Regions from separate parts of the Homo sapiens genome. Here all the other regions are linked to region 1. Evidence: chromatin loops called from intact Hi-C (ENCODE). Cell type or tissue: dorsolateral prefrontal cortex. All regions are shown on one strand. Links, peaks and the distances in the headings refer to the core of each region. The heading gives the core; the rest is flanking DNA.

Evidence for each region. Hi-C counts contacts between places; a loop is a spot of excess contacts. Peaks named below come from ENCODE experiments on the same cell type or tissue, not always from the same donor. Only the 100,000 strongest peaks of a DNase experiment are listed, where the experiment ranks them.
Region 2: a loop joins it to region 1, with 2.4 times the contacts of the local background. A loop is called at or near these places in 13 of 110 quality-filtered maps.
Region 3: a loop joins it to region 1, with 4 times the contacts of the local background. A loop is called at or near these places in 57 of 110 quality-filtered maps.
Region 4: it touches region 1 in a loop (2.3-fold over the local background); 21 of 110 quality-filtered maps call a loop at or near these places.

The regions. Positions count from the first base shown.
Region 1 is chr16:50,660,172-50,667,732 of GRCh38, forward strand. It overlaps a transcript of SNX20 not described here. Among named protein-coding and RNA genes, the nearest start is that of SNX20, 17 kb to the right of the region's middle. RefSeq lists enhancers at 5,045-5,546, 6,611-7,130 and a silencer at 5,382-5,471. In dorsolateral prefrontal cortex, for the core only: CTCF peaks have their summits at 5,375 (motif pointing left) and 5,576; a DNase peak (open chromatin) is centred at 5,390; H3K4me3 peaks cover 1,038 bases; H3K27ac peaks cover 924 bases.
Region 2 is chr16:50,242,231-50,249,791 of GRCh38, forward strand. It overlaps a transcript of ADCY7 not described here. Among named protein-coding and RNA genes, the nearest start is that of ADCY7, 21 kb to the right of the region's middle. RefSeq lists enhancers at 2,097-2,809, 2,810-3,521, 4,235-4,946 and silencers at 3,797-4,056, 4,077-4,316, 4,397-4,456. In dorsolateral prefrontal cortex, for the core only: a CTCF peak has its summit at 3,833 (motif pointing right); DNase peaks (open chromatin) are centred at 4,291 and 4,711; H3K4me3 peaks cover 1,579 bases; H3K27me3 peaks cover 1,857 bases.
Region 3 is chr16:50,210,501-50,218,061 of GRCh38, forward strand. TENT4B (terminal nucleotidyltransferase 4B) reads left to right here. Exons shown (of 12, transcript NM_001365324.3): 2 at 823-946; 3 at 3,721-3,767; 4 at 5,575-5,695; 5 at 7,056-7,163. Among named protein-coding and RNA genes, the nearest start is that of ADCY7, 52 kb to the right of the region's middle. RefSeq lists a silencer at 78-372. In dorsolateral prefrontal cortex, for the core only: CTCF peaks have their summits at 3,616 (motif pointing right) and 3,820; no DNase peak of the experiment used is centred there.
Region 4 is chr16:50,588,788-50,596,348 of GRCh38, forward strand. All of the region lies in intron 3 of NKD1 (NKD inhibitor of Wnt signaling pathway 1), which reads left to right. Among named protein-coding and RNA genes, the nearest start is that of NKD1-AS1, 21 kb to the right of the region's middle. In dorsolateral prefrontal cortex, for the core only: CTCF peaks have their summits at 3,461 (motif pointing left) and 5,132; DNase peaks (open chromatin) are centred at 3,384 and 3,814; H3K4me3 peaks cover 1,255 bases; H3K27ac peaks cover 2,854 bases.

The sequences.
Region 1 (7,561 bases), core at 3,388-7,387:
GAGTTCAAGACTAGCTTTGGCAACATAGCCAGACACTTATCTCTAAAAAAAAAAAAAAAAAAAAATCAGAGGGCGATTCGGGCACAGAAGCACACAGAAGAGAGAAGGCCATGTGAAGACAGAGGCAGAGACAGGAGTGAAGCAGCTACAGAGCGAGGAACGCCAAGTTTTGCTGGAAGCTGCCAGAGGCCAGGTGAGAGGCGTGGAACAGATTCTTCCCTAAAACATCAGAGGGAGCATGGCCCCACCAACACCTAGATTTCAGACACCTAGTCTCCAGACCTTGCTTACACCTCTCAGTTTGTGTTTGTTACCACAGCCCCAGGAAACATACAATCTACAAGTAGAGAAATGGAGCCCCCAATAAGTGGAGGGACTGGCCCAAGTGCAGCCAGTGCTCCAGTTCATCTAAACCCTGTGGAATGAAATCAGGGAGGGATGTCCTCCTGAAGAAGAATAACCAGCTGCTATTTCCAGTAAGAGCCAGGCAGGAAAAACCCAGAGACACCTAATGCATGACTCGCGGTTCAGTGCTCCCTCCCGGGCGCCTCTGGCTCCTCCCCACCTGGGGAATGCTCTGGAGCATCTCATCACACCTGTAGACCAACCCCTGCAGCCTGCCCATAGCCCCGGAGTAAAGAGGCTGCAAAGACACAGGGGAAAATCTGTCTTGGCGAGGGCTGCTCTGCCGAAAGCCTGCTACACAAGGGCTGTGCAGTGAGGTGCAGGGAGAGGAGTCATGAGAGATGACCCCCAAGGAAAACAGCCAAGGGTCTCAGTGGACCCTCCTGCTAAACATGGTGATGCTGTATAGAAGTGGGGTCCTGAAATCTCATGACTGGATGATTTCATCCCAATGACTCCAAGACTTTTTTTTTTTGAGACAGGGTCTTGCTTTGTCACCCAGGCTGCAGTGCAGTGGCACAATCATAGCTCACTGCAGCCTCGAACTCCTGGGCTCAAGTGATCCTCCCACCTCAGCCTCCCAATTATCTGGGACTATAGGCATGCATCACCATGCCCAGCTAATTTTTTAATTTTTTGTAGAGATGGCATCTCACTATGTTGCCCAGGCTGGTCTTGAATTCCTGACCTCCAGGGATCCTCCCACCTCAGCTTCCCAAAGTGCTGGAAATTACAGACATGAGCCATGGTACCTGGCCTCCACATGCGTCATTTTGAAAAATTCATGTTTAAAAAAGAAATCAGGTTTACACCTTTCTTTTGGGGTGCATGCTTTTGTTTCTAAACACTTGGAATAGGAAAACAACCCTAGAGGCAAGAGGTAGGAGAGCTGAGTTCAAGTCTTTGCTCTTCTACTCATTCCTTCTGTGGCTCTGAGGCTCTTTTTCCATCAGCAAAACCATCCCAGTGGCTCCCAAATGGTGCTCCATCAAAGCCTAGGGGTGCCCTCGATAGGCCTAAGGCAGAGCTCCCTTGCTTCCCAGCTAGAAAAACTTGGCTTTGGCCTCTTTTACATGTTGAGTTTCTGTATCAAATTCCATTTGAAGAAAAGACTCTGTGGCTTAAAAAAAAGTCTGTACCTTGCACTGCAGCAGCTCTGTAATCCCTTCCAACCCAAATATCCCAAGATTCTCCATCAGAATGACAAATGTTCTTCCAACAGCCTTCGTCCTGTTTAGAGGTTGTCATTAAGTGTTCTTTCTGCTGACTGCTTCCTGGAGAGTGGCCTCATGTTTATCCACAGGAGCCTTCATCTTCTGGGGCATGATGCTGCTGAGCACGATCTTCATGCTGGGGCCCTGGGGGACCCTGGGAGAGAGGAGAAAGCAAGCATGGGGACGAGGTGGCGCTCTTTTGAGAGCCCAGAGGCTTGGCATCCCAAGGCTGGGGAAGAGGCTTCAAGGAGAGCAGGCTGGGATGGGTGGGCAGGGTGGCACAGTGGGTAAAGCACAGGCTCTGAAGTCAGATCCCAGCTCTGTCTCTTACAAGCCATGTGACTGTGGGCTAAGCTCTTGTTTTCAGTCCTTTCACCTTAAAATGGGGGCAGTAATAAGGCCTACCTCATAGGGCCACTGTAAGGGTTAAGTGGGCCAAGTTCATAAGGTACTAAGCCAGGGCCTGGCATGAGTGCCCTCCACATACAAGGCATGGGTAATTGGTGGCTATATTTATGTGGAGGCTGCTTGGAGTCTCAGAGCGAATCCAGGGAAGGCAGGAGCATTGGATGGACTGGTGCTGATCACTTCCTATCCCAGACAGGTCCTTTCAGGAACCCTGTGCCAACACATCCCCAGATCTCACTACTGTCTACAGACAATGTATCAGCTAGCTATTCCTACATAACAAACAGCCCCAAAACAACAATAACATCTGATTTGAGTTCACAAAACACATGGCTGAGAATTGGCTGATCTTGGCTGAGTTCACCCACATGTCGGAGTGGGCTGGCGTCAACGGATCTCAGCTGCCCTTGGCTCAGATCCATGTGTCACCTCATCCTGTGTCTCCAGCCGGATACCCTGGGCATTTTCTTCTCATGACAACAACAGAAGCTCAAGGGGGCAAGTGAAATGCACGAGGTCTCTTGAGGCCAAGGCTTGGAGCTGGCACACTGTCCCTTCTGCCACATGACATGGGCCGAAGCCAGTGTCCAGGACAGCCCGGACTCAAAGGGGAGGGAAATTAACCGTGCTTGTTTAGTGACAAGAACTGCAAATGTGTGTGGCAAATGGCATGGAGACGAGGGATGAAGACCCAGGCCATCCCTGCAATTCACCACACACTAGTATGTTAAGGAGGTGCCTGTGAGGAACTTTTGGCCCCCTAGCTGGTTGCTATTCCTGATTCTTTCCTTAGGGAATCTGGGGCTTTGGGGTCAGAACACTGTGCTCGCCTCAGGCTCAAACTCTAGCTCTGTCTGACTGCTATCATACTTGGTGCCTAATAAATATTGACTTTATATTTGCTGCCCCAATTTATTCTTTTATTAACATATTTATATTTTTAAATTTTAACATTTTGTTTTTGTTTTCTGTTGTTTTTTGGTTTGTTTTTTGTTTTTTTGAGACAGAATCTCACTCTGTTGCCCAGGCTGCAGGGCCTTGGCACGATCTCGACTCACTGCAACCTCTGCCTCCTGAGTTCAAGAAATTCTCCTGCTTCAGCCTCTCAGGTAGCTGGGATTACAGGCTCCCACCACTACACCCAGCTAATTTTTGTATTTTTAGTAGAGGCAGGGTTTCACCATGTTGGCCTGGCTGGTCTCAAACTCCTGACTTTAGGTGATCCGTCCGCCTCGGCCTCCCAAAGTGCTGGGATTACAGGCATGAGCCTCCGCACTCGGCCAATTTTAACATTTTTAAATTTTAATTTCTTTTTGTAGAGACAGGGTCTCACTATGTTGGCCAGGCTGGTCTCAAACTCCTGGCCTCAAGTGATCCTCTCACCTCAGCCACCCAAAGTGCCGGGATTACAGGTGTGAGTTGCTGCACCCAGCCTATTAAGATATTCTTATTGTGAAATAGAACACACGGAGAAAAGTGCATAAAAGTGTACAGCTTAACAAATTATTACTAAGCAAATACTTTTACAACCATCACCCTAGAGTAAGAACTGAGACTCCTCACTGTCCCCATCCCAGTCAAAACCTCCTCACCCCCTCGAAGTGATAACCACCATCTCAACTTTTATAGTAACCCTTTCTGCTTTTTTTAATTTCAGGAGTTGTGATGGTTAATTTTATGTCAGCTTAACCGGGCCATGGGATGCCCGGATGTCTGCTTAAACATTATTTCTGGGTATGTCTGCTAGGATAGATTAGCATTGGAGTTGATGCCCTGAGTGTGACAGACGGTCTTCCCCCATGTGAACGGGCATCTTCCAACTCACTGAAGGCCTGTTCGGAACAAAAAAGGCAGAGGACCGTTGGATTTGCCTCCTCTCTGATCGCCAAGCTGGAGCCTGGATCTCCTGCTCTTAGCATTCTTGGTTCCCAGGCCTGCAGACCTGGACTAGAGTCTACACTGTCAGCTCGCTGGCTCTCAGGCCTTCAAACTGCACCACCGGCCTTCCTGGGTCTCCAGCTTGCAGATGGCAGATGCTGGGACTTCTCAGCCGCCATAATTCTAGGAGCTCATCGCTTATACTAAATCTCATTATATGCAAATATATAGACATATACTATATGTCCATATCCATATCTATCTCTGCTCTTGGTTCTTTTTCTCCGGAGAACCCTAGTACAGGAGTTTTGCCATCTAAGCAAGCATGCTTCAGCCCTCTGGTTGAGTCCGACCTGCCCTTGGCCTTCAGGAAATGGAACCACACAGGCTGCATCCGTCTGTGTCTGGCTTCTTTCATGCAGTCTCTTGTGAGGTTCATCCACTTCCTTGTGTCCAAGCATAGCTTGTTTCATAACTGCCTCATGTTCCACATAAGAATACCCCAAGTCCCTTCTCTGTTTTATGGTTCGCAGACACTTGGGTTGTTTCCAGCTGGGGGACAGTATCAGGAGCTGTTCCTGCTGTGCAGTTGTGGTACATGTCTTTTGGTGAGCATGCTTGCCTATCTGTCTATAGGGTATATTCCTAAGGGCGGCATTGCTGGGTACTTACAGGACAGTTTACGTTCAGCTTTGAGGAATGGTGCCAAATGGTTTTCTTAAGTGGTTGTACCATTTATACTCTAACAAGCAGGGAACGTCATTTCTCTTTTCTTTTCCTCCCAGCCTCCTTCCATTTTCCTTTCTTATACTTATTTATCCAACCCACATTACTCACAGTCTCTATAGCCTTGTGTGTCTACTGGTGAATTAAAAGGTCACTAGTGGTGTCCTCTGGGAGTCCTCTTCTCACTCCCCCAGTTCAGTAGGCAGATGGGTGGGGAGTCCCCCACGCCATCTGGGTCCTGAAAAGGTGGGAGATGGGATCTGGGAGGAGCAGGTTATTCAATCTCTCCCCCTGGAAAGCGACGTGGCGCGGGCCTTACTGGGGAAGGGCCTCTCCCCCCAGACCGAGAGAGGCGCAGTTAGGCCCGTTCTCGGAAGCCATGGCCGATCCTGCTCCTGGGGGCGCTGATACTGGCTATTTGCAGCGCCCTCTCTTGTGAAACCCTGCGGATTCCGCTTGCGGGAAGTGGAGGGCGGTGGCCTCCGCCTTTTGGGGCTTCTGGGCTGAGGGAAGAGGATGGAGGGGCAGAAAGGGAGTGAGGTCCCAAACCCCAAGTGGAGGTCGCCCGGGGACCCCCCATCAAAACACTTGCTGGGGAGAGGTTATAGAGGCAGCAAAGCTCTTTCCAGCATGATTTCAAATCCCGTCTAAGGGCTTTCAGAAGCCTGGAGAAAGTTTCGGTTTCCCAGCTGTTTCAGCTTTTTCCGCCCGCACCGCGGCGATGCGTTCGGAGCCGCCGAGGCGGCAGCGCCATCTGCTGTCTACTTTTTAAATTGCAGGATCAGATCCTCTCGGTCTCTCCAGACCTGCCCCGTGGAAAGGGAATAAGATTAAACCAGTAAAAATAGCTTAGATCACCTGAGGTCAGGAATTCGAGACCAGCCTGGCCAACATGGCGAAACCCCGTCTCTACTAAAAAAAGTACAAAAATTAGCCGGGCGTGGTGGCGGGCGCCTGTAATCCCAGCTACTCAGGAGGCTGAGACAGGAGAATCGCTTGAACCCAGGAGGCGGAGTTTGCAGTGAGCCTATATCACGCCACTGCACTCCAGGCTGGGAGACAAGAACGAGACTCTGTCTCAAAAAGAAAAAAATAGTTTAAAGGCCAGGAGCGGTGGCTCATAGCTGTAATCCCATCACTTTGGGAGGCCGAGGTGAGTGGATCACAATGTCAGGAGTTCGAGACCAGCCTGGCCAACATGGTAAAACCCCTGTCTCTACTAAAAATACAAAAATTAGCCAGGCGTGGTGGCGGGCGCCTGTAATCTCAGCTGCTTGGGAGGCTGAGGCAGGAGAATCAGTTGAACCCAGGAGGCAGAAGTTGCAGTGAGCCAAGATCGTGCCACCGCACTCCAGCCTGGCCACAGAGCAAGACTCCATCTAAAAAAAAAAAAATTTAAAATGCCGACAGCCACTGTTATGCAAAGTTCAAGGGCCTCTCTCACACTTAGCTGGGGGAGGAGTGAATACAGCCTTTCTGAAGAAAGAAAAATTAAGTAATAGCAAAATCATTAAGTGTTTATGATTCATAAATACAGTTTTTGTCAACTAAAAAAATAAAATATGTAGAAGTCAAAAAAGTGTCTATGATTCAGAAATGCCACCGTTAGAAGTTGCCATAAGAGTGCACACAAAAAGGACATATGGGTCAAAGTGTTTGCAGCAGTGTTGTCCCAAATAAGGACATTTTGCAACATTGTGGGGTGGTTAAAATAACTATAGAATATGCATTAGAATACAATGAAACCATTAAACATAATGTGGAAGAATATTGTATATTATAGGGAAATGCTCATAATATATAGTGACAATTTAAAAAGCAGATTACAAAACAATATGCCAAGACATGATTTCTGCCCAAGTCTGCCCTGATGGGTGAGCTAACCAAGGTTGCTGCACTGTGAGGGCATAGGGGCTGCCCCTCAGCCCCCACCCCAGCCACTGGGCTCCTCAGGAAAGGACACGTGAGTGTTTACTGCACATCCTACAGATGAGGAGCTCACAAGGACCCTGGATGGGGGAGTCCTCTGAGGTTGCTGGAGCTGCTGCAGCCATCTTGTCACTGCCAGGGGAGAGCTCTCTCTGAGAGCGAAGGCACAGTGGAGGAAAGCAGAACTAAGAAGAGACAGAGAAAGCGAAAGTGGGAGAGAGAGAGAGATATGAGGTGACAAGTGTGGGTCCTTGGATCCTGCTTGGTGTAAAGCTAGCCTGCTCCTGGACTTTACAGATAATAAATTCCTTCCTCATCAGATTAACCTGGGTTTTTGTGGCTTGTAACCAAAAGGGTCTGCACGGCCCACACACAGGCTCCCAGCTCATTTCCTTTGCAATGAGTGGTAACTGGAGGCGGGCGGTGCATGGACCTGCCTTGCAAGGCTTCTCTGTTAGTGGTGCCTGGAGCCCACTCTCTCAGCTGGCACAGCCAGTGTGACACATCAGTCCGGGTGTGTCCTGGACCTACCCCCTTTCTGGGTGCAAACCAGAACTGAGGATGCCGAGGGTGGTGGGGGGGTAGTTTCCTGCCTCAGGGCTGTGCTCCTGCTACCTCTTTGCCTAAAATTCTCCCCTCTCTGTGCTCCCAGGGCCAGCTCCTTTGTATGCTCTGTGATTCTTTGAACAGCGCCCCCTCTGAGAAGCCTTCCCTGACCACCTGGCTGAGGACATCATTCTGTCCCAGCTTCCATTTGCTTTGGGAGTGGCCTCCTGACACTTCACTTCCGTGAGGCAGGGACCAGTTCTGTCCTGGTCACTGCTGTATCCCCAGCTCTAGATAAGGCCTGAGACATCGTAGGAGTGCCAGGGATCTTTGGTTACTGAGAAAACGAGCAGCTAGATCAAGGTTCCCAACACCAACACGCTGGGGACATGTTGGGAGTCAACTTAGCCCTACCAGCAGGTGGAACTAGTTTTGCTGCTCCAAAACAGAGTTCT
Region 2 (7,561 bases), core at 1,661-5,660, 420 kb before region 1:
GGAGGCTGAGGCAGGAGAATCGCTTGAACCCAGGGAGGTGGAGGTTGCAGTGAGCCAAGATCGTACCACAGCATTCCAGCCTGGGCAACAGAGAGACTCTGTCTCAAAAAAAAAAAAAAAAAAAAACCTCATGAGCAGTATTGCCTGTGCTTAGGCACTCACTGAGCTTCTGTCCTGTGGCGAGCACCACTGGAGGAAGTGTGGGAAAGCAGGGAGCTCTTCCTTCCTCGGGGACAGGCAGCAAGGACCATCTGGCTGAGGAGGCTAACGCCACGCTCTGCGTAGTGATGCATCAGGAGGCTGTAAAAGGACTGAAAGGACAGGCACCGCTCAGGAAACTTTTATATTCTCCTACTTGGCTGTTGTTCTCATTGCCTGGTGAAGGGCAGGATTAAGGTGGCCGAAATACATGACTGTTAGCTTCTGTTGTGGTTGATTTTAAATTTTTAAATCTTCTCGTTGCACAAGTGAAATAAAGCCCCAAACTCTTGCCCACCACAGAAAGTGACTCGGGCAACACATGCAGAGTGCCCTGGAGCAGTGGGCACTGGGCACTCATAAGTTAGGAGGGACCCCAGGTCACTGCGTTCTGGAGCTTATCAACACAGTGGATAATTAAAATCATAAACACGGCTGGGTGTGGTGGCTCATGGCTGTAATCCCAGCACTTTGGGAGGCCAAGGTGGATGGATCATTTGAGGTCAGGAGTTCGAGACCAGCATGGCCAACATGGTGAAATCCTGTCTCTACTAAAAATAACGAAAATTAGCTGGGCGTGGTGGTGGGCGCCTGTAGTCCCAGCTACTTGGGAGGCTGAGGCAGGAAAATCGCTTGAACCCGGGAGGTGGAGGTTGCGGTGAGCTGAGATTGCGCCACTGCACTCCAGCCTGGGAGACAGAGCAACACTCTGTCTCAATGAATAAATAAATCATTAAAATCACAAACACATTAGATGTGGACATCTGGAGACTTCCTCATCTGGACAGAGACATGCAACTTTCAACAGCAGCTCTTCCGTGTGCATTCAATTTCCCATGCATACTTCTCCACTCCAAAATTACTAACGTATTTTCTCTTATAGGTTTCATTTTCAAACACAAATATCTTTCCTCTATTAGTTTTTGTTTGTTTTTTTAAAAAGACAGGGATCTTGTTATGTTGCCCAGGCTGGTCTCAAACTCCTGGGCTCAAACGATTCTCCTGCCTTGGCCTCCCAATAGGTAGGACTACAAGCTCATGCCACTGCTGGTGTAAAATTTTTTTTAAATAAAAATTAAACGAATTTTTATTAAAAAAAATTTTTAGGCCAGGTGCAGGTGACTCATGCCTCTAATCCCACCCAGCACTTTGGAGGCTGAGGCAAGAGGATCACTTGTGCCCAGGAGTTTGAGACCAGCCTGGATAACATAGTGAGACCCTGTCTCTACAAACAAACAAAATAACCAGATGTGGTTCTGTGTGCCCATGTCTCGCTATGTTGCCCAGGCTAGGGTGCAGTGGTGCGATCACCACTCACTGCAGCCTCCACCTCCTGGGCTCAAGCGATCCTCCTGCCTCAGCCTCCCAAGTAGCTGGGACCACAGCCACGTGCCACCAGTTTATCCAGCTGTGGCTTTAAAAAAAAAAAAGGCGCCATTCCTTTTCCTTTCTGATTTGAAGTGCCATCCTTGTCACAAATTAAACTCACCTGGATTTTAAAAATACTGCATATTCCCAGACCCACCCAAGGACCAGAATCTCTGGGAATGGGACTCCAGCCTTATTTGGAATCCAGTGCCTTAGAGCCTTGCTACCCAGTCTGCCAAGGACCAGCAGCATCAGCGTAACCTGGGAGTGAGACAGAAGTTAAGTCTCAGTACGGACCCAGTTCTGCTGAATTCGAAACTGAGTGGAGCCCAGCCATGTGTGCCTTCACCAGACCTCTGGGTGAGTCCGTTGCTGGTTACCATTTGAGAATCCCCTATTGAGGACTGAGTATCCAACGGGGTGATCCCGCTGACAGGTCCACAGTGGCGATGAGGACCATGGGGATGATGGATATGTCCCGAAGGTTCTGATGGGAGCAGTTATGCAGGCACGGTGTATAACTCACTTTCTCCAGCTCTGTTTTCCTGTCTGCTGTCAGGAGACTTGCTCATAGATTTGCGTGAAGATGACACACAGATGACGGGCTGGGAAGTCATAGCACTGTTCCACACACCGGAAAGGGCTGAGGGCTCCTGGCTTGGAGAGCACTGAGTGTGGGTCCCAGCAGGACCCTCCCTCCATAGCTGGCTCCGCTCCCCTCTCTCTTTCCAGGGCTGACCTTGGCAGAGGTCACCGTGACCCTGAGGCACTGGCTGTTCTGAAGGCCTTGGGGAAACAGGTGGGTTTCTTCGTTTTCAAGGTTCTGCTAAAGGGGTGGGGCTGCCGGGGGTGGGCGGTGCTTTCGGAAGCTGGCTCTGCTGATGATCCTATTACCTTTCTTCACTGCTGCCGGGATTCCCATTACCGGCGCAGGGAGGCCCCAGCTGCTCAGATCTTCCCGGGTGAGCCCTCAGGATGCTGCAGTGACCCGGCCAGGGCCCTCCACGGGGAGGCCGATGAGTAGTGGAGTCGCACCGGCCCAGAGAGCCAAATGCCACCATGCTTGATGCCCGGGGGCTGCACGAGCCCAGAGGAGCTGCCTGACCAGCGCGGGAAGCCGAGAGGGCTTGCTGCTGCTGGGATGTAAGTCTCAGGTGGGACCTCTCTGTGGCCATCTGGAGTGGAAATCAGAGGCTCCACCTTCCAGCCTCGGCCATCTGATTTCTCAGCATGGTTTCAACGTGGGTGGCCTGAGGCTGGGTTCCAGGCCCACCGCGGGGGGCAACGCCCTCCCACACCAAGATCTCTCCCCTCTAGGGTGAGCCGGGGTAGCAGGCTCCAGGATTCCACCATAGGTTCCCAGTAGATCAGCGTTTCTGCTACCTGTTTGTCATAGATTTCCTCCGTGCTTGTTAAACTACAGACTCTCTGGCCCTTTCTATGAAGACCTGCTAGGGCCTTGGGGGTCGGACCTGAGAAATCGGCATAACAGGTGCTTCTGTAACCCCTCTCAGTGAAGTGGGAACCCCCAATTCCTGGGTACCAGGGAGCTTTAGACCAGTGGGAAAGGGCGGGATTCATGGGGGTCTGCGAGTGAGAAATGCCCTCGTAGACTTGATTACTCCTGCGGACGACCTCCTCTGCCCCTCCCAGGGTGACTCACAGGAGGCTTTCTTGCTCACCCTGTCTGAGTTTCTTGGAAACAGAGCAGATTTTTTTTCTGCCAACACTGGGGCCCCACCCTGGGTTGCAGGGATCACAACGAGGTTACAACACCTACTTTCTGAGGACACCTACAGGGGTGGTCGCTGTCATCTCCCGCCCCTGAGCCCTGCCATAGGAGGTTAAGGCCTGAGTGAGACGTAAGGCGGGACCAAAGCTCCCCCGGCTTGGGAGGAGGGCACTGGCCCGCCGTCTGTGGATCCTTCCAGAAACACGGGCGCTCCTGCAGGGGGAGGGGAGGCCTGGGGCAGAAACACTGGAAGAGTTTGCTAGAAAGTGTTTCCCTCTGGGGGTGGGGCCGGCCTGGCGCTCCCCAGCACGTGCGCGCGGTACCTGGAGAAGGTCCTGCTGGGACGCCTTTCCTTCCTGCGGCGCCCCGAGCTTGCCCGGCCGCTCCCTCCCGCGGCAGCGCCTTTCCCACGGTTCTAGGGGAGCTGGGGTGGGGTGGGGTGGGGTGGGGCGGGGCGGGGACAGCTGCGCTTGCAGGGTGGACGCGGCCTCCTGGGCGCCCCCCAGCCCCCAGCCCCCCGCCCCGGCTCCCGCCCCCGCGCCCCAGGCCTGGGACACGCGGCCAGCGGGGGGCGCCTGCGGCCGCTCCTCCTTCCCCGCCCGCGGTGAGTGCCGGGCCAGCCCGCTGCCACTGGGGCGGCCACTCGGGCGGCGGTGGAGCGGGAGCGCGCAGCAGGTGAGCGCGGGGCGCGGGGGAGCGCGGCGGGCGGGCCGGGGATGCGCCCGGGGTCGGGGGTGCCCGTGGCCGCTGCCCCTCTCCGCGCGGTCCCCACACAGGCGGGCGGGTGGCCCCTCTCCCGGCCCGCCCTTCCCCGGCCTCGCGGGTGCCCGGCGGTGGCGGCTCCTGCCCGGGTGGGTCGGAAATGCTCCGAGACCCCTCCCTCGGGCCACGACCTCCTCCCTTAGGCACGGCCAGGAGACGCTTCCCAGACGCTGCCCCAGCTGGCGCCCGCTTTCCGATAACAAGACTGAGACTCGAGGGAGGCCGCCCGGCCCCAGACCCCTGTGGTGGAGCCCGACTGGCTTAGGGCACAGAAGGGGGCTGGCTCGGGGCGGCGGGGCCTGTTGGAAGCAAACACTGCACAGGGTAGCAGCCTCTGTGGGCGCAGGACCGGGCTGTGGGTCTGCAGCGCTCCCGCCGGAGCCAGCAGCGAGCAGGACCCCTCGGTGGCCAAAGGGGACCAGGGTCCAGGGGAGAGTGAGCCAGGCCCGGCCCCTGCCTCGGACCCCAACCGGGAAACCCAGATGCCTTGCACATGAGGAAGTGACAATGGGAGCCGACCCCGGGTAGGGGAGAGAGGCTGGAGCCTCTCCATGGATTGGAGTTGTTCCCTTTACTGGTTTATGTCTCAGGTCCCCTCCCTCAAAGGCCAGGAACTCCTTTCTGAGTCCCAGAGCTGAAGCTGGAAATGACCACGTGGGCGCCGTGGACAGAAGTAGAGCCCTTAAAATGAGGAACAGGATACCCTGTGTGGTCGGCTGAAGCCCCCTCGGGCCTGGTCCAGAGTGATGCTCCAGAGATTGAATGAATGAATGAATGAATGAATGAATGCATGACCAACAGGACTGTAGTGAACTCCGGGTGAGGCTACAGCTGTGGGGACTTAGGCAGGGGCTTTGGGCCCTGAGAGGAGGGGGTTCTCAGGTTCAGTGAATGCCTTCAAACGTGGGCAGGTGCCCTTGTAGAAGGGAGTTTGTGGGCTGTGGAGCTGGGGACAGGCTGTGGGGAGGGGTCAGACTCCAGGTCTATGGGGGGACCCCACAGGAGTGGCTGACTGGGCCTGGGGAGCAGAGGTGAGAACCCTGCATGGTGAGTTGGGTCCATATGCGGAGGCAGGATTTTTTTTTTCTTGAAACAGGGCCTTGCTCTGTCCTCCAGGCTGAAGTGCAGTGGCACAATCATGGCTTACGGCAACCTCCACCTCCCAGGCTCAGGTGATCCTCCCACCTCAGCCTCCCGAGTAGCAGCTGGGATTACAGGTGTGCGCCACCACGCCTGGCTAATTTAGTAATTTTTTTTTTTTTTTTTTTTGGTGGACGCATGGTCTCACTATGTTGTCCAGGCTAGTCTTGAACTCCCGGGCTCAAGTGATCCTCCTGCGTCAGCCTCCCAAAGTGCTGAGATTACAGGTGTGAGCCACTGTGCCCAGCCTTTCTTTCTTTCTTTCTTTTTGACTCCTGATTTTATGATTCAGTTTCTTTTCCATCTGAAGCAGTCTTCTGTGGCTGGGAGCCTGGCTTCGCAGGACCAGGTGTTCTAAAGCTGCCTCTCCTCTGCTCGTTCGGGATCCCCAGGTGCTGGGTCCTCTTCCCTCAGCAGCCACACAGGCCCTAAGTGCCCTTGGGCTTAAAAGAGTGGGTACTTTTGGGCTTTTTACAGAGGAGAGCAGGGAGAGCTGAGGCTGCTGAGCCCTCCCAGGGAGCCCTCCAATTTCCCAGGCCCTTACAAAGCCCCTGCGTATCCCTTGTATCTTTAATCATAAGTTAGGCAGGACCCAAACGACCAGTCCCATTTGCAGATGAGAAAGCGGAGGTCCTCACAGGTCTGGTAGCAAGGAGCCGGGCTGTTCTCATGTGTTCTTGGTGGAGCTGGTTTGGGTCCACATCAGCGAGCCTGAGCTCCATCCCTAAATGCAGAATCAAGTGGGCCTGGTGAGTGCCCGACCACGGGCAGCACACATTCCCTGCCCTTGCCCCGCCCACCTCTCCCTCTTCCTGTTCGTACCCCATACCCAGAAGAGCCCTGGGGCTTTGCTCCTGACCCCCACCTCTTGGAGCCCCCTTCTTGATGGGCACAAAGGAATGTTGCTGATGGAGAGGGGCCTATGTCCCCTCCTCCCCATCCCTGCTGAATCCAGCAAGGGGTGGCCTGTGTCTGGGCAGGAGGCAGAGAGCTGAGTTAGGCATGGGCCCTGCCATGGCCAGTAGGGGAGACCAAGTGGATGCACTTTGACGCCAAACACTCACACTGCAGGCAGGCTAGGCTGTGCTTTTGCGCATTGAAGGGTAGGCAGGGGCCGTTACTTTTTACAGATACCCTGTATAAAAATTTAGGGTATCTTTGGGGGAGTTCGTGGACAGATCATTTTCTTATTTAGTCGTGCTTTCTGTGTTTTCAAAATTGTCGGCAATGAGGAAGAAAAGCAAAACTTTATTCCCTTTGTGTTTGCTCTGGTAAATTTTCAAGAGCAGTTCTGCTGCATCTGAATCTTAGAATTGGGTTTGCAAGATGAGGTCTGGAGGCTGATGCCAGTTTCTGAATTTGACAGGATATCACGTGGTGAGGTTCCAGGATTTTGAGGTATTTCAGTACACAATAGCCTCACAGCCTAACAGAACGGCCTGGGACTCAGGTGGACGATACCCTTTTGGTCGGTGGCAGAGCTTCATGTCACCTCTTCCGCTGTGTGTCTGCTGGGATCTGTGGCTCATGGCGGTTGGGAAGCTATCTGGGTCCTGCCTCCTCTTCCCAGATACTGCAGACTGTGTGTGGCCCCCTTGAGTGCTTTCTGCTCTCTGCGTAAGAGCCTGCACCACTCCCACCTCCCAGGCCTTGCCCTTTGCTGTGCCTTCTTCCTGTAAGCCTTCCAGCATGGTCCTATTGTGTGTCTTAGCAAGTACTCAGGCTCTGGCCTGGCGCAGCGGCTCACACCTGTAATTCTAGCTCTTTAGGAGGCTGAGGCAGGCAGATTGCTTGAAGTCAGGAGTTTGAGACCAGCCTGGCCAACATGATGAAACCCCGTCTCTACTAAAAATACAAAAATTAGCCAGGCATGGTGGTGTGTGCCTGTAGTCCCAGCTACTTGGGAGGCTGAGGCATGAGAATTGCTTGAACTCAGGAGGCAGAAGTTGCAGTGAGCCGAGTTAGCGCCACTGCACTCCAGCTTGCTCTGGGCGACAGAGCAAGACTCCGTCTAAAACAACAACAACAACAACAACAACAACAAAACCAAAGTACTCAGGCCCCTCTTAGACAGTTGACCTCATGGGTTCCCCCTGAGCCCTGGTCTGTGGGTTAGGGATGTGGCCTGCAGGTGATTATGACTTCAGGCTCTGCCTTTTGGACCTGGACATTTGGGCCTCGACTATACTGTAAGGGGAGAACATGGCAGGCACTCCTGGCCCCAGCCCTCTAAGGCCCTCGTTATCGCCCAGTTTGCCAGGAGGTGGGGAGGCTCCTCTGCAGGTAAGCACATTCTTTCTCTGGAAATGGCTATGTGGGGCCCTGCTGGGGGAGGTGGTGGGCATCTGGCCAGGGCCATTG
Region 3 (7,561 bases), core at 1,134-5,133, 450 kb before region 1:
CCAATCCTTTTGCAACTCAGTGATTCATGACTTTTCCCTGCATCCAGTCTAGTCTCTTTGCTGGTCCATTGTTTCCATAGTTGCCAGTTTAATCTTCTTAAAATGCTGCATTTTTGAAGTCAGTCTCTTTTGGTCCCTCTCAGAAACATTTAAATAGCTATCTGTTGCCACAGGGGGAAAGCTTGAACCTCTTAGCCAGTCATTCAGAGCCTGCCCTCTGCTGGGGCCTGCTTTCCTCTACAGATGCTTCTCCCACTCTGCCTGCCACAGCCCTTGTAGCTGGCTGATTGCCCTGTACCTCGCAGGCTCTGGAAGTCTTCAGCTCCTTCATGGAGCCTTTGCCAGCCATTCTTTTCAAGACTTTGCTGTTGTTCACTGCCTGATTTGTTCATTTGACACTTAATTCACTGAGCAAACATTATGAAAGATGTACTGTTTGCTACTGTGAGGAATGGATCCCCAAGAGATAAGAGGGTCAGTCCCTACTGCCAGGAAACTTGCCTGTGTCACCTGGGTTCAGTATCTTGTGTCTATTAGATCAGAAGTGGAAAGGCAGAGGCCAGCCCGTATGCTTGTTTTATTTTATTTAAATCACCAGCACCCCAGCAAGTGTTTTGCACAGGAAATTTCTCATTATTTAATTATTTTGGGTTTTTTGATTAAATTCTGTACATTCCCATTTTAGCTTATCTTGAGTTATAACATTAAAATTAAGGTAGTCATCAGCTGAATTATAAGACTTAATTAGATAAGATTATTTAAGATAGTGATTTCTCATTAGATTGGCCCTGTTCATATTAACTTTTCTGTTTTTTTCTTCAGTCTGCATGAAGAAATCAGTGATTTTTATGAATACATGTCTCCAAGACCTGAGGAGGAGAAGATGCGGATGGAGGTGGTGAACAGGATCGAGAGTGTAATTAAGGAGCTCTGGCCCAGCGCTGACGTGAGTCCCTTCCTGGGTAGCTTATGCTTCGGACAGTCCTTGTCCACGGGCTAGAAGCCTATCTGCTGGTATCTCATGCTAGTCCTCACATGCAAGTAGAAGTGCTCTGTAGAGTTGTGGTCTAATTAAATTTTAAAGGCAAACAATTTTCTGCAGTCTTTAGAATTGAGGCTTCCTAACTATTTTCATTGGATTGGATGACTAACAACTATTTTTTTTTTGTAGTGCTAATAGCAACTACTAAAGGCAAGCTATCCTTAGAAATTATTAGTGTAAAGAGAAGAAAGACAAATCAAACCTCATTGTTGTAGTGGTCTGTTATTGGATATGATATATCAAAACCTCATTACTACTTAGTTCCAGCCTGCCAGGGTAAACATTATATAATTGTTTACAGCTAAATGAAAATGTCAAGTAAGAACTTTTGTCACTTGAAGTTCATTTCCTTTGGCTAATGCACGCATAAGTCTTTTCTTATTTCTTTCCTGAAATTGCCATTTTTCATCTCTCTCAGACCAGCTAATTGCCTTTTAGACAGCTCCCAGTCAGTGAACAAAATGATTACTCAGGATTTCTTCTTGGCTTATTTGTCGTTTTTGTTACTGGTACTAAGTCTTTTGTTTTTTGTTTTTGAGATGGGGTCTCACTCTGTTGCTGAGGCTGGAGTGCAATAGTGCGATCACGACTTACTGCAGCCTCGATTTCCTGGGCTCAGGTGATCCACCTCAGCATCCCGAGTAGCTGGGACTGCAGGTGCACGCCACCACACTTAGCTAATTTTTGTATTTTTTTGTAGAGACTGAGTCTCACTATGTTGCCCAGGTTGGTCTTGAACTCCTGGGTTCAAGCAATGTGCCCGCCTTGGCCTCCCAAAGTGCTAGGATTACAGGTGTGAGCCACCACACTTGGCCTGTTACTGGTACTAAGTTAATACGTCACTTTTTAGGGCACTTTGAGGGCCTGTTCTACAATTTTGTGTATGCAAAGAAGTACACAAAATAATACTAATAAAATCCATTACTTTGTGTTTGTAGCTTTTCTTCAGGCACTGTCCTGGGTGGTGGTGGGAAGCTAGGGAAGGTTTTTTTCCAATTGGCAAAACAAAGAAGTTTCATTGTATGTAAAACTTGCAAGTATATGACAGTATGTATATGACACTGTAGGTAAAGGGAAAAGGCAAGGGTACTAATGTTTTATGAGCAATGACCATACATCGCATTCTTTCTCCTATGTGATCCAAATCAGTGGTTCTCAGCTAGTGGCTATTTTGTTCTCCAGGGGGCATTTGGCAATGTCCGAGACATATTTGATTGTCCTGACTGGGTACGCACTGCTAGTACCTAGTGGGTAGAGGCCATGGATGCCATCAGCCATTCTATGATGAACAGTATAGGCCCTTACAACAAAGAATTATCCACCCCCAAATGCCAATGTTGAGAAGCCGTGATCTAACTTAACCCTTATCTTTCTTAGGTGGAGGTTGATTATCTATCTATCTCTTTCTCTCCAGCCAGCCAGGCAGCCATCATCTGTCTACCTACAGATGAGGAACATGAGCTTGTGGTTAGGTTCCCAGGTCCATCTCGCCTCAGAGGTTGAACTGGTTTCACTGTTTATCATTTTTTTCCCCCGAGATGGAGTCTCGCTCTGTCGCCCAGGCTGGAGTGCAGTGACATGATCTCAGCTCACTGCAGCCTTTGCCTCCCAGGTTCAAGAAATTTTCCTGTCTCAGCCTCCCAAGTAGCTGGGGTTCAGGCGCCCGTCACCACACCTGGCTGATTTTTGTAATTTTAGTAGAGGTGGGATTTCATCATGTTGGCCAGGCTGGTCTTGAACTCCTGACATCAGGTGACCCACCTGCCTTGGCCTCCCAAAGTGCTGGGATTACAGGCGTGAGCCACTGTGCCCGGCCTATCCTTTTTTTATTACAATTACCTGCATACATATTTCTGCCTGAGTTCCACCGTTCTCCATGGGTTGAGATGGAATGCATCCCAGTTTTATGCCACAGCATGATGTTACCTGATGTTCTTTGTGGAATTGACCTAAAGGCCCTCACTTGCCCTACAGTTAAAGTAGTCTGATCCCAATTTAGTAATCTATTCGAAGACTCCTGCTTAGAGAACAAAAATGAAGGATTTGTGATTGTGTCTCTGGATAATGAGGGAACATTAGTGATCTGAACTGCTTCTGAAAGTTTCCTGTGGTTGGCTTTCTGTATCCACAGGTACCACACCTCCATATTAAACCAACAATGGATTGAAAATATTCAGAAAAAACTATAAAAATAACAATGTACCAATAAAAACAATACAAATTATTTTAAAAATACAGTATAACAACTATTTAGGTAGCATTTACATCATACTTGGTATTATAGGTATTATAAGTAATCTAAAGATGATGTAAAGTACATGGGAGGACTAGCATAGGTTGCATGCAAATACTCTACCATTTTATAGCAGGGACTCAAGCATCTTCAGATTTTGGCATGGTGGGACTGGAACCAATCTCCTGCCGATACCAAGGGACAACTGTATTTTGGTCTATGTGTTTCATATTGAACCAGATAAGTTTAAATTATATTCAGAATGTCTGCTTGTGAAACAGAATCCCCGCTTCATGAAGCTTGGGGTTAGAAAAAAATGCTCTTGTCATACCAAAAAGTACCAGTAGAGGGTAGCAAAAACTGACATTTCTCCATATCTTGGTGACTCAATATGATAACAACTTCTGATAACTCAATATAATAACAACTTCTTTTTCTGTTTCAGGTCCAGATATTTGGAAGTTTTAAAACTGGACTTTATTTACCTACTAGGTTAGTACACTCATGAATCTTTCAAAGGACTTTTCTTAGAGTGTATTCATTTTGGCTGTCAAATTTGTAAGGAGTAGAAACAAAACAAATTTATAAAACAAAATGGGGCTGGGCATGGTGGCTCATGCCTGTAATCCTAGCACTTCGGGAGGCCAAGGAGGGTGGATCATTTGAGGTCAGGAGTTCAAGACCAGCCTGGCCAACATGGTAAAACCCCATCTCTACTAGAAATACAAGAATTAGCCAGGCGTAGCAGTGCGCACCTGTAATCCCAGCTACTCAGGAGGCTGAGGCAGGAGAATTGCTTGAACCCGGGAGGTGAAGGTTGCAGTGAGCCGAGATCGCGCCACTGCACTCCAGCCTGGGCGACAGAGCAAGACTCTGTCTCAAAAAATAAGTAAGTAAATAAATAAAGGATTTACCAGCATTTAATTTGATTTACCTTGAAGTAGAATATCACTTCACATCATCTTACCAAGACATAGATGGTACAGAGAGATGGAAAAGGGATCATGTTGCAATGGAATCAATTAGTTACTAATTTTAGAAATTGACTGCCTGGCAGAGTATTGCTCAGTCCCATAACTTAACCCACTGACACAGATGTTAATGTAGTATCATGATAAAATGTCTGATTATATATCCTCTTGAATGTGAGTTCCCGCTGTCTTGCTCACTCACTCTTACACTCACCCTCGCTTTCAAATTAAGAACTCATTCTACTAGTTATGGCTCCAGCATCCTGATCCAGAAATTCAGGGTACAGATCTCTTCTCTGAGAAAGATCTTGGCCTTTCAGGACTGTTGTTCAGTTTCAGTCTTCTCAAATGAGACCTCTTGTGACGCACAGCCTTGGAGGCTCTCTTTTGGGAAATGATAATGTTTCTCCAAAGGGTGAATACTTGCTCTCTAAGAATTGAAATTGTTTGAACATTCCATCATGGTTATTATTATTATTACCTTAAATTTTAATCTCTCCAGAATAAAGTCAGCATCATGTTTTTCCATTTGAGCTTGATTTGGTATACTTTACCCCAACTTAAAGTGTGCTGAAGTGGATGGACCCTGGCAATTTCCGTTCTTCTCATAGATGCCCTTGGCCTGCAAAAGTCATAAAATACTCAACTTCGAGTTAATATTTCTTATTTAGGTTGTCAGCATCAGTAAAACATGAAAAATCACCTTTCTTAAAAAATTTAATTAAATTTTATGAATAGGTAGTACATTCACATAGTTCACATTTGGAAAAGGCACAAAAATCAATACAGGGAAAAGTCTCAGTCCCACCTCTGCCCCCTGGTTCTCCTTGGAACAGCCGCTTTTACCAGTTTCTCACATATCCTTTCAGAGATATCTGTGCATATAAAAGGACATGTGTGTATATTAACACAAATGGTAGCATGCTGGATACCTGTTCTGCATCCAGCTTAAAGCACTTCATAATATTTCTGAGTTGCAATTAATCTCATCCGGATAGGAAAATCATTATGTCTAGTACCACAAGCGTTTATTAAAGAAAATACATGAAGTGCTTTTTGTTTTTTTTTCTTTGAGGTTTTACTTCTTTCAAAATCACCCTATTTCCTGAGGCCTGAATTCTGTGAAATGACTGAGAGGAGGAGTTTGTTAAAATCAACAACTACTATTTCCCTTCTCCACAAAACCATTATCACCAACACATTTAGTCTTCGTTGGCCAGGGTGGGAAATAGGTTTTAATTGTACTAATGAAGTCTATAAGCATGAGTGTCAGTTAAAACAAGTTTCCAACTTCTTCCGACCCTCTTGTATATGTATTCTGTGTTCAGTGACATCGACCTAGTGGTGTTTGGGAAGTGGGAGAACCTACCCCTCTGGACTCTGGAAGAAGCTCTTCGGAAACACAAAGTCGCAGATGAGGATTCGGTGAAAGTTTTAGACAAAGCAACTGTAAGTTCTGCAGCATTTCATATTAAAATCCTTAGTTATTTACCTATGAAACTTGAATTAAAATTAAAGTTTGGTGAGCACAGTTGCATTGCAAGTGAGTGATTCTTTCATTTTGTTAATGTCACCGTGCTTGCACATAAAAAGTTTTCTGGTTGTCCACACTGGAGTGTGACCATACAATCTCGGCTCACTACAACCTGTGCCTCCTCGGCTCAAGTGATCCTTCTACCTCAGCCTCTTGGGGAGCTGTACTACAAACACAACCTGCCATGCCTGGCTAATTTTGTTGTATTTTTTGTAGAGACGGGGTTTCACCGTGTTACCCAGACTGATCTCCAACTCCTGGGCTCAAGTGATCCACCCACCTCTGCCTCCCAAAATGCTGGGATTACAGGCGTGAGCCACTGCACCTGGTCTGCATTTCTTTTCACAGCAGCAAAATATGCAATTTTATTATACACAGTACTCACTGTAGAGATTTTTGTTTGTTTTATTCATTTTTTTTAGAGAGATACAGTCTCACTATGTTGCCCAGGCTGGTCTCTAACTCCTGGACTCAAGTGATCCTCCCACCTCAGCCTTATGTGTATCTGGGACTAAGGCGCACCCTACCACGCCCTGCTTATTTAAAAAATTTTTTTTTGTAGAGATAGGGTCTCCCTGTGTTGCCCAAGTTAGGCCATTTTTTGAAAAGAACTGCTGATAGCTCATGTAAATAATCCTGTCAGCTTTTTAGAATAATTTTTATATTTTATCTTGTCAGGTTGTTTTTTGGGCTATTTGCAAAACTGACCAGTAATGCAAGTGGGTTGTAGTGTACACCTTAAGAATCCAGCAATTTTCTTATTAGAAACAGTTTGATGATACAAAACATTTAATACCTGGCATTCCTAGTTCTTCATCTTATACTCAGAAAGTGTTCTCCAAATTATTGAGGAAGGTTTTTGTTCATTTTAAAATTATCATTATAACTATATGTCAACTAATAAATGAGATGATGGGCATATTAATTTATTTAACTGTAGTAATCACTTCAGTATGTATATCAAGATAAGTATATCAAAACATGTACACCTTAAATATAAACAATAAAAATAAATAATAAAAAATTGGACACCAAACAAAATTCTCGGTTGATAGAAATTATACTGTAATATACTGTATGGGACCCAGTGCTAAATATGCAGCATATAGTATTTGTAGCAGACCAGGTTTACTGGGGTGTGCCATATTTAGAATACTCAGTGTTCTTATGCTCTCATGAGATGATGGAGACCTCATGTCTAGTAGGCTTCCATCCCCTGATTTTATCATTTAATCTGGTTAAAGCATTTACATTTTACCTTTCTTCTCTTTATAGGTACCTATTATTAAATTAACAGATTCTTTTACTGAAGTGAAAGTTGATATCAGCTTTAATGTACAGAATGGCGTGAGAGCAGCTGACCTCATCAAAGATTTTACCAAGGTCAGAGAATTTAGCGTTTATACAACAAAACTATTAGAAACGTAATTTTAAGATTCTGTTGTGGTGGTGTTCTAATATTTTTATATGCATGTTGCTGTCTCTCTCTCTCTCTTTTAAATAGAGCTAGGGTCTCACTCTGTCACCTAGGCTGGAGTGCAGTGGCTGGATCATGGCCCGCTGCAGCCTCAAACTCCTGGGTTCAAGTGGTCATCTCACCTCAGCCTCCCAAGTAGCTGGGACTACAGACGTGAGCCACTACACCTGGCTATTTTTTGTATTTTTTTTTTTTTTTTAGTGTTGGGGTCTCGCTGTGTTGGCCAGGCTGGTCTCTTAACTCCTGGCCTTAGCCTCCCAAAGCACTGGGATTACAGGCATGAGCCACCATGCTCAGCCTGCAC
Region 4 (7,561 bases), core at 1,438-5,437, 73 kb before region 1:
GAGATGGGGTTTCACCATGTTGGCCAGGCTGGTCTCAAACTCCTGACGTCAAGGGATCCACCTGCCTCAGCCTCCCAAAGTGCTGGGATTACAGGCGTGAGCCACCATGCCTGGCCTCATATTTCTTAACTACTGTCTGCCTCAGTTTCCTTGTTTGTAGAATGGGGAAGTAGCAACGTCTGCCTCATGGTTGTTGTGACGATTAAATGAGTTATAAACATGGGGCGCTTGGGAGGGCATCTGGCACATGGTCAGTGCGGCACACCATTTGGTCTTCCTATTTTGCTGTGACCTCACTGTGCCTAAAGGAAACCTAATGTCCTCTCCGACCCCAGCACTCAGATCTTCCTCGTTGCGCGGTGACTCTTGGTGAGCCTTGGGCCTGGCTGCTTCTCCCAAGATGGTTTAAACTCAAGCCCCTGTTCTTTAGACTAAGTTCCCCTTTTTAATACTATTTCTCATAGAACATTTCAGACAGACACGAAAGTAGAGAGAATACGGAAATGAGTTTCCTCGCGCCAGTCCCTCAGACGCAAGCACCAGTCGAGTTTCTTGACTTCCTTTTTAAGCATTAAACTTCACTGGTGGTGAAAAAGAGCTTTTTAAGCCCACGCCTTCCTCATGGGTTTTGTTTGGTTTTGCTTTTCTATAGCCCAGCATGCCCTGAGGTGCTGCACGGTGGAAGCTCTGGGCAGCTGGCACTTGCAGCCCACTCTAGTCAGCCTGGTCGGGGGCACCATTAAGACAGGGCTGTGCCTTGCTAGTTCCAACCTGTAATTAGTGGAGCCGCCCCGAGGGTTCATCCCTCCAGAGGTGGTGGCCCAAGTCTGGGTAGTTCACGCTCCCCTATAAAGGCAGCGGGCAAATGGATCATGTTGGAGGCCTTTGCTGAATGCTTTCTTTTCTTTTCTCTTCTCTTCTCTTCTCTTCTCTTCTCTTCTCTTCTCTTCTCTTCTCTTCTCTTCTCTTCTCTTCTCTCCTCTCCTCTCCTCTCCTCTCCTCTCCTCTCCTCTCCTCTCCTCTCCTCTCCTCTCCTCTCCTCTCTTTTCTCTTCTCTTTTTTTTCCTTTTCTCTTTTTGAGACAGGGTCTTGCTCTGTTGTTCAGGCTGGAGTGCAATGGCACCATCCCAGCTGACGGCAGCCTCCCATTCCTGAGCTCAAGCAATCCTCCTGCCTCAGCCTCCTGAGTAGCTGGGACTACAGTTGCATGCCACCATGCCAGGCTAATTTTTAAATTTTTTGTAGACAGGTCTTGCTATGATTCCCAGGCTGGTCTTGAACCCCTGGGCTCAAGTGATCCTCCTGCCTTGGCCTCCCAAAGTGCTGGGATTACAGGAATGAGCCACTGTGCCTGGCCCTGAACACTCTTTTGACCTTGATACTATAGGTGACCTCTCCTGCCAATCCAGCTTTCCCATTTTTGGAGGAGGCCCAACCTTTTCCAGAACTCTTGGGCTTAACCTCATCTCCCCATACTGATACTTTTGTGTTTGTTCAAATAATATTAGAACACATCAGATCCTCATGTAAGTCTGGCCTATGCCTGATGGAGGAAGAAAAAAATCCCCACATGTGTTCACACCCTCCTATATGTTAAAACCAACGAATGCTAAAGATGTTTAGAAACAGTCATCCTTCTTTTTCTTGAGATGGTCATCCTTCTTTTACATTACAAGTGTGTCTTTATGTACTTTATATTCACCTTCATTTTTATTTATTTAACAAGCATTTATATGGTGCTTCTAAGGAACTAGGTATTGTTTTCCAAGCGCTTTACAAATGTGAGCTAATTTAATGCTCCCAGCAACTCCACAAGGCAGATATTATTATTTGCCCATCATACAGAGGAGGAAACTAAGGTACAAAGAAGTTTATTAGTTTGCCCAGCATCACACAACCTGTAGGTGACAGAGCCAGGACCCAAGCCTCAGGCCATGTGGGGGCATGGTCTGGGCCCCACACCACCTGGCAATGCCGTTTGCTCCTTTACTGCCATTATGAGTTTGTGGCCATTAGCATTAAGCCTTTTTTTTGTTGTTGTTGTTGTTGAGATGGAGTCTCACTTTGTTGCCCAGGCTGGAGTGCAGTGGCACAATCTCGGCTCACTGCAACCTCCACCTCCAAGGTTCAAGTGATTCTTCTGCCTCAGCTTCCTGAGTAGCTGGTAGCTGGGATTACAGGTGCCTGCCACCATGCCCAGCTATTTTTTTTTTTCAGTAGAGACGGAGTTTAACCTTGTTGGCCAGGCTGGTCTCGAACTCCTGACCTCAAGTCATCTGCCTGCCTCAGCCTCCCAAAGTGCTGGTATTACAGGTGTGAGTCACTGTGCCCGGCCAGAATGAAGCCTCTTTTTAAATTAACCTGATAATTCTTTTTTGAGGTACTGACTGTTAGGCTGAGGCTGATGGGGTCCTTCCTGGTGTTCCATGCAGGTAGATATTTGCCGTTTGTTCCTCAGCCTGTGAGCTGCGCTTCTCTCTCCATCTGTAGCCACTGTGGCTCCCCTGTGGGCAGGGTGTCTGGCGCTGGGAGGGTTGGGTGCTGGGTTGATGCAGAGTTGAGGGAAGCATTCACATCCACACTTTTCTTTCCTTCTCCTCAAAATACTTTTGCCTCCTGAGACAGACGGTACTGAGGACGGATCATTGGCTTTGCAAGTGGGCAGTGGCCCTTCTGGGTGGCCTGAAGACAGCAGAGGAGGAACGGAGCCTGGGGCCTGGCTGAATTGGCCCTCTCCTGAGCCTGTGGAGTCATGCTCTATTGTAGCAGTAAAGTCTTTGGAGATACCCTCTTGCCATGCTTCCTCTTTTTGTACAGATGAGGAAACTGAGGCAGACCACCCAGCTCCCAGGCTAGCATTTTTCCCTACCATAACCATTTGTTTCCCAGTGAGCTGGACTGAGAAGCTACAGCAAGACTTCAGAGGGTTTTGAGTTGATTGAAGCACGGAGCCAGTGAAGGCTGTGGAGCCAGGAAGGGGCCCTGTGAAAATAAAATGAGCGTGCGCCACCTGGGCTGGGGTGCGAGCCAGGGAGCTGGTGTGGCAATGCGTTCTCCAGGTAATTGACCTCAGGCTATATGCCTGGCTGAACCAAGAAATAGGTGGGGTGGCTGCCCGGGGATAGGCAGGAAAGCTGTGTGGGCGGGGGCCAAGCAACCCAAGGGGACCCTGTCTGCTTGTGTGTGGAACAACCTGGGCTGTGTGTGGGATGTGATGGCCTTGGTCTCAGATTGGAGAAGCCCATTGCACCTGCCCCATTTGCATTCTGGGCAGTGACTTGGCTGCCGCTGAGGACAGAGCTGGCTAAGGCCACAGGGAGACGCCAGGCCTGTGTTTTGAGCAGGGGCCAGGGCTGGATGCTGGAATAGGCAGCCGGCTCAGGTCCAGTCCACATTGGCCTTGGATCAATGAAAGCTGTCCCAAGGCCAGCGCGTTGCTGCTGCCGCCGCCTGGGGGCTGCTGGACTGGGCGGGGCCTTCTAAGGCCACTGTCCCCAAGTCACTGGCTCTGAGAACATTGCCAGCATGTCCTGGGCCCACTGGGGGTGGGTCCTAGCCCTGCCCCATGCCCTCCCCACTCCATGATTCATAGTTTCACTTGTCCCTGCCTGGCATCGCAGCCAGGATGGTTTTATCGATGCACAGAGAAAATACAGAGCCTGCAGAGAGGAGGAAGAGAGGGTTAGCGGTGTCCTTTTTTGTCTGCTATTTTATGTGTCGTTTTCCAGGCACCATGCCAGCTCTGTAAGGGCCTTCAGTAATGAGGGAGAAATGTACGGACCCTGTCCTCAACGAGTTTAGCCGGCTGGGGAGCCTGCAAGCCACAAGTAGTTGTCTCACAGAGCGCCAAAGGCTGCAAGGAGGATGCAGAGTGGGGCCCGCACAGAGCCCGGGGCTCCAGGGATGGCTTCTCTGAGACTGGAAGAATGAATTAGGAGGCAGCGAGAAGCAGCGAGTAGGGGAGCATCCTGCACAGAGGGTGGTGATGGGGAGGGGGAGGGGGCGGAATTGAAGGCATGGGCTGTGGGGGAGGGCTAGTGCAGAAGCGGGTGGAGACAGGCAGGGTCAGTTGTAGGGACGGCATCCCTGGTCCCTTTACCCAGGGCAGTTCCAGTCTCTCCCAACCTGGGTATGAACAGCACTCCCTTTGTCTCTCTAAAGTGTCCTGGTTAAGGCACTAGCATTATATGGGCAGTCCAGGTATAAGTACCTATGTTTATCTCACAAATAGGGAAACCAAGGCTCATGGAGAGTTTGTTGTGCAAGGACTTGGAACGAGGATGGAACCGAGTGGGGCCGGGAACTGTGCCTGCTTGACTGGAGAGCTCAGGCTCTCCCATCGCCCCACACCATCCTCCTTAGTGAAATTAAACATGTTCTCTGAGCATAGACTCTGCCCAGCCTCATGCCCAGGTGGCAAGGGTGAGGAGGAGCGAGTGAGCAGGACTCACTCACTGGCTTATGAGGAGAATAAGCTCACCCTGGCTTAAGCCAAAAGGGGAGATTTTGTGGTCCACGTCATTGAAAAATGTAGGGGAGGTACTAGCTTCAGGCACCATTTGATCCAGGGGCTCAAATGATGTCAGGACCCCTTTTGCATCCCCTCGTGGCTCTGTTTTCCTGGGTATTAGCTTTTTTCATAGCTAGAATTTCTCTGTGAGGTGGTAAAGTGCTCTCAGTAGGGTCAGGCTCTCAGCTCACATCTCACCAAAGTCAACAGAGAGAAAGAAGATGTCCTGGGGTTGCCTCTCCTTGGCATAGCTTGGGTTGTGTGCCCGGCCCTGACCAGTCCCCATGGCTGGCGTGGTGCGAAGCTCTTACTGGGCAGGCCTGGGTCATGTGCCCTCCCTGGTGGTTACGGGGAGAAATCAGCCTGCCCACACCATGTGGGTGAGAGGAATGGAGGGGCAGGGTTTCCAGATAAAATATAGGACACACAGTTAAATTTGAATTTCAGATAAATAGCACTTCATTTTTTTGTGTTTTAAGTCTATCCCAAATACTACATGGGACATACTTATGCTACACAGTGATCTGTTATCTGATATTCAAACTTAACTGAATGTCCTATGTTTTTATTTGTGAGGTCTAGAAAGCCGCCAGGGAAAATCAAAGTGTTCCCAGAAGAAGGAGGAAGGGGGCGCTGGAGACCAGGGGCTTCTGAATTTCAGATGCCCACTGCAGGAGCCAGATGAGGGACAAAGAGCTTCCTACAGCCTCGGCTTCCTCCCAAACTTACAGTCTGTGAAGCCAGCCTGAAACGCGCTGGCTGAATGAGAGAGGTTCCTGGGGCACAAGGTGCTTAGAACAAGCTTCTTGCACTTGAATTAGGCTCTGAAAGATGGGGAGGGGGTTTCCTGAAGTGGGGCTGGCATGGGGTGGGGTGGGGTGGGAAGAAAATGTCCATTTCCATTTTTCTGCCTCTCAGGCCTGAGCCCTGGCATCAGGGTCCCTGGCCTCTCACGTAGCTGGATTGGCCACAGTGTGACCATTGCCTTTCTGGGCTGGACTGATGTTCCACCTGCTTTGTCTGAGACCAACCAGCTTGCAATTCATTGGCCTGCCTACTCCCTGTGAATTCACCAAGTGGGTCAGGATTCCTCCAACTACCCGCGTAGTTCAGGGGAGAGCCCTGTGAGGTCAGGGACTGCAGAAACAGAGCCTGAGGTGAGGGTCACGTGCTAGTGATTCACTCAGGACACTGTCCCAGGGCAGGGCAGGCCAGTGAGGCAGTGGAGGAAGCAGGACAGACAAGAGGAAGAAGCCAAGCACAGGTGCCATTTCAGGCAAAGTCTTGGCTTCAGTCTGACCCTCTGGGGGAGCTCTGGGGTATAAATTATGCTTCTGAGTTTGTCGTGACAGGAGGTATGGGCTTTCATTCTCCTGCACCAGGCTCAGGGCCACCTGGGGTGGGGACACGGCAGTTCTCTGAGTCTGCAGACATAGCCCTAGGGCAGGCCTCTGAAGAGGGCCCCCAGGTGTGAGCTGCTGGTGGGGAGCACATAGGGAAGGGAGGGGGGCACACAGACCCGGGGGGATCTGCACGTGCACACGGTGCCCTGGGGAGGTGGACTGCTATCAAAGGGTCTAAAGAAGTAAGGAGACCCCTGATCTGTGAGCACCTCGTGGGAGGCCTGCTACAGGTGGTCTGGAAAGGCTTGAGAAGTCCACGCAGCATTCCCCAAACGTCCTGGGCCCCCATGCCTGGACCCACTACGTTTTCCTTTGAAATGTTTGGTTGCCTGAGACAGTGCTTGTGGAGAAACCGTCCAAAGGTGGGCTTGTTGGTCTGGGTGCTCCAGCCCTTGGCAGTCAGGGTGTGTGGGGGCTCTTGTCCTGTGCCTCTGCTCCCCGAGGGAACTCATCGCTCGCTGGTTCTTTGCTACCAGCTGTGGGTCCTCTATATTCGGATCCTGGCTCTGCTCCTCTTTGGCTTTGTGACCCTGGGTAAGTCCTGTCCCTTTTTGAGCCCTTAGTTTCCCCATCTGGACTCTCAGAGGTTCCTAAACTAAAATTCACAAAAGGACTTGTAGTGGGGAGGTTCATGAACCCCCTGAAATTCAATGTGCAATTTTCTTTGCATGGCATTTTTCTAGGGGGACATTCTCAGAGGGGCTGGGTCCTTCTTGCAGGTCAGAACCTCTGAACAAAGGCTCTGGCCTGGCCTGATGCTGGTGGTCCTGGTGGAAATGTGGGGCTCAGACAGCAGAGGCCTCTCTTCCAGATCCAGGAACACCCAGGGGCATGTCCTGAGAGCCCTGGCCTTCCTCTCGGGAGTGCTCCGTTTCTCCCAGCCTTACCACTCTCTTGCCTCCCCTATGACTCTAAGTCTCCCCATCTGTAAAAACAGCAATAGCTCACACGTGGACCTCCTGGGGTTGTTGGGTGAGGTACAAGTGTGATGGGTGAGGTACAGGTGTGATGGGTGGAGTCACTGCCATGAAGACCTTCTTATCCCCAGGCCCAAGAGTGGCCTCAAACCTTCCATGCTGACCATACGGACTCTCCCAGACCTCACTGGCTTCCCAGGTGACCACCCTGTGGTGACACGGGCCCCTGATGTGGGCTGTTGACTGGACCTGCAGGGGCAGGCAGTGGCCTTCTAGATCCCCATACTTTTTGCTTTGAGATCTTTGGTTGCCTGAGAATGGCAACAGCAAAATTTGGTGTGTGCTGGTTGGGATGGGCAGGAGAGAGTGCCACCCTGCTCCCCCTGAGCCCCCGATGACAGCCTGGCTTGCATGCTCAGCTGGTCTCATGCCATTTCTGGAATCAAAGCGCTGTCTGCATTACACAGCCCCTGGCTTCCTATGCATGTACAGTGAGAGCAGTGAGAAGCAGGCATGGGTGTGGCTGTGGCCTCTTTGTGGCCTGGGTGCACTGTGTGGCTGTGGAAGGGAGCAATGGGGTCTGGGTGGACCAAAGTCTGGAGTCTCCACCTTCCCTCCCAGCTGGAATCAGGAGGCCACCCATTTCACCAGAATGCTGTAGGTCTTGCCACTGCTAGGGCCAAGACCCTTTTAGCAGACTTCTGAGTGTGAGTCTTTCTAGAACCAACTTG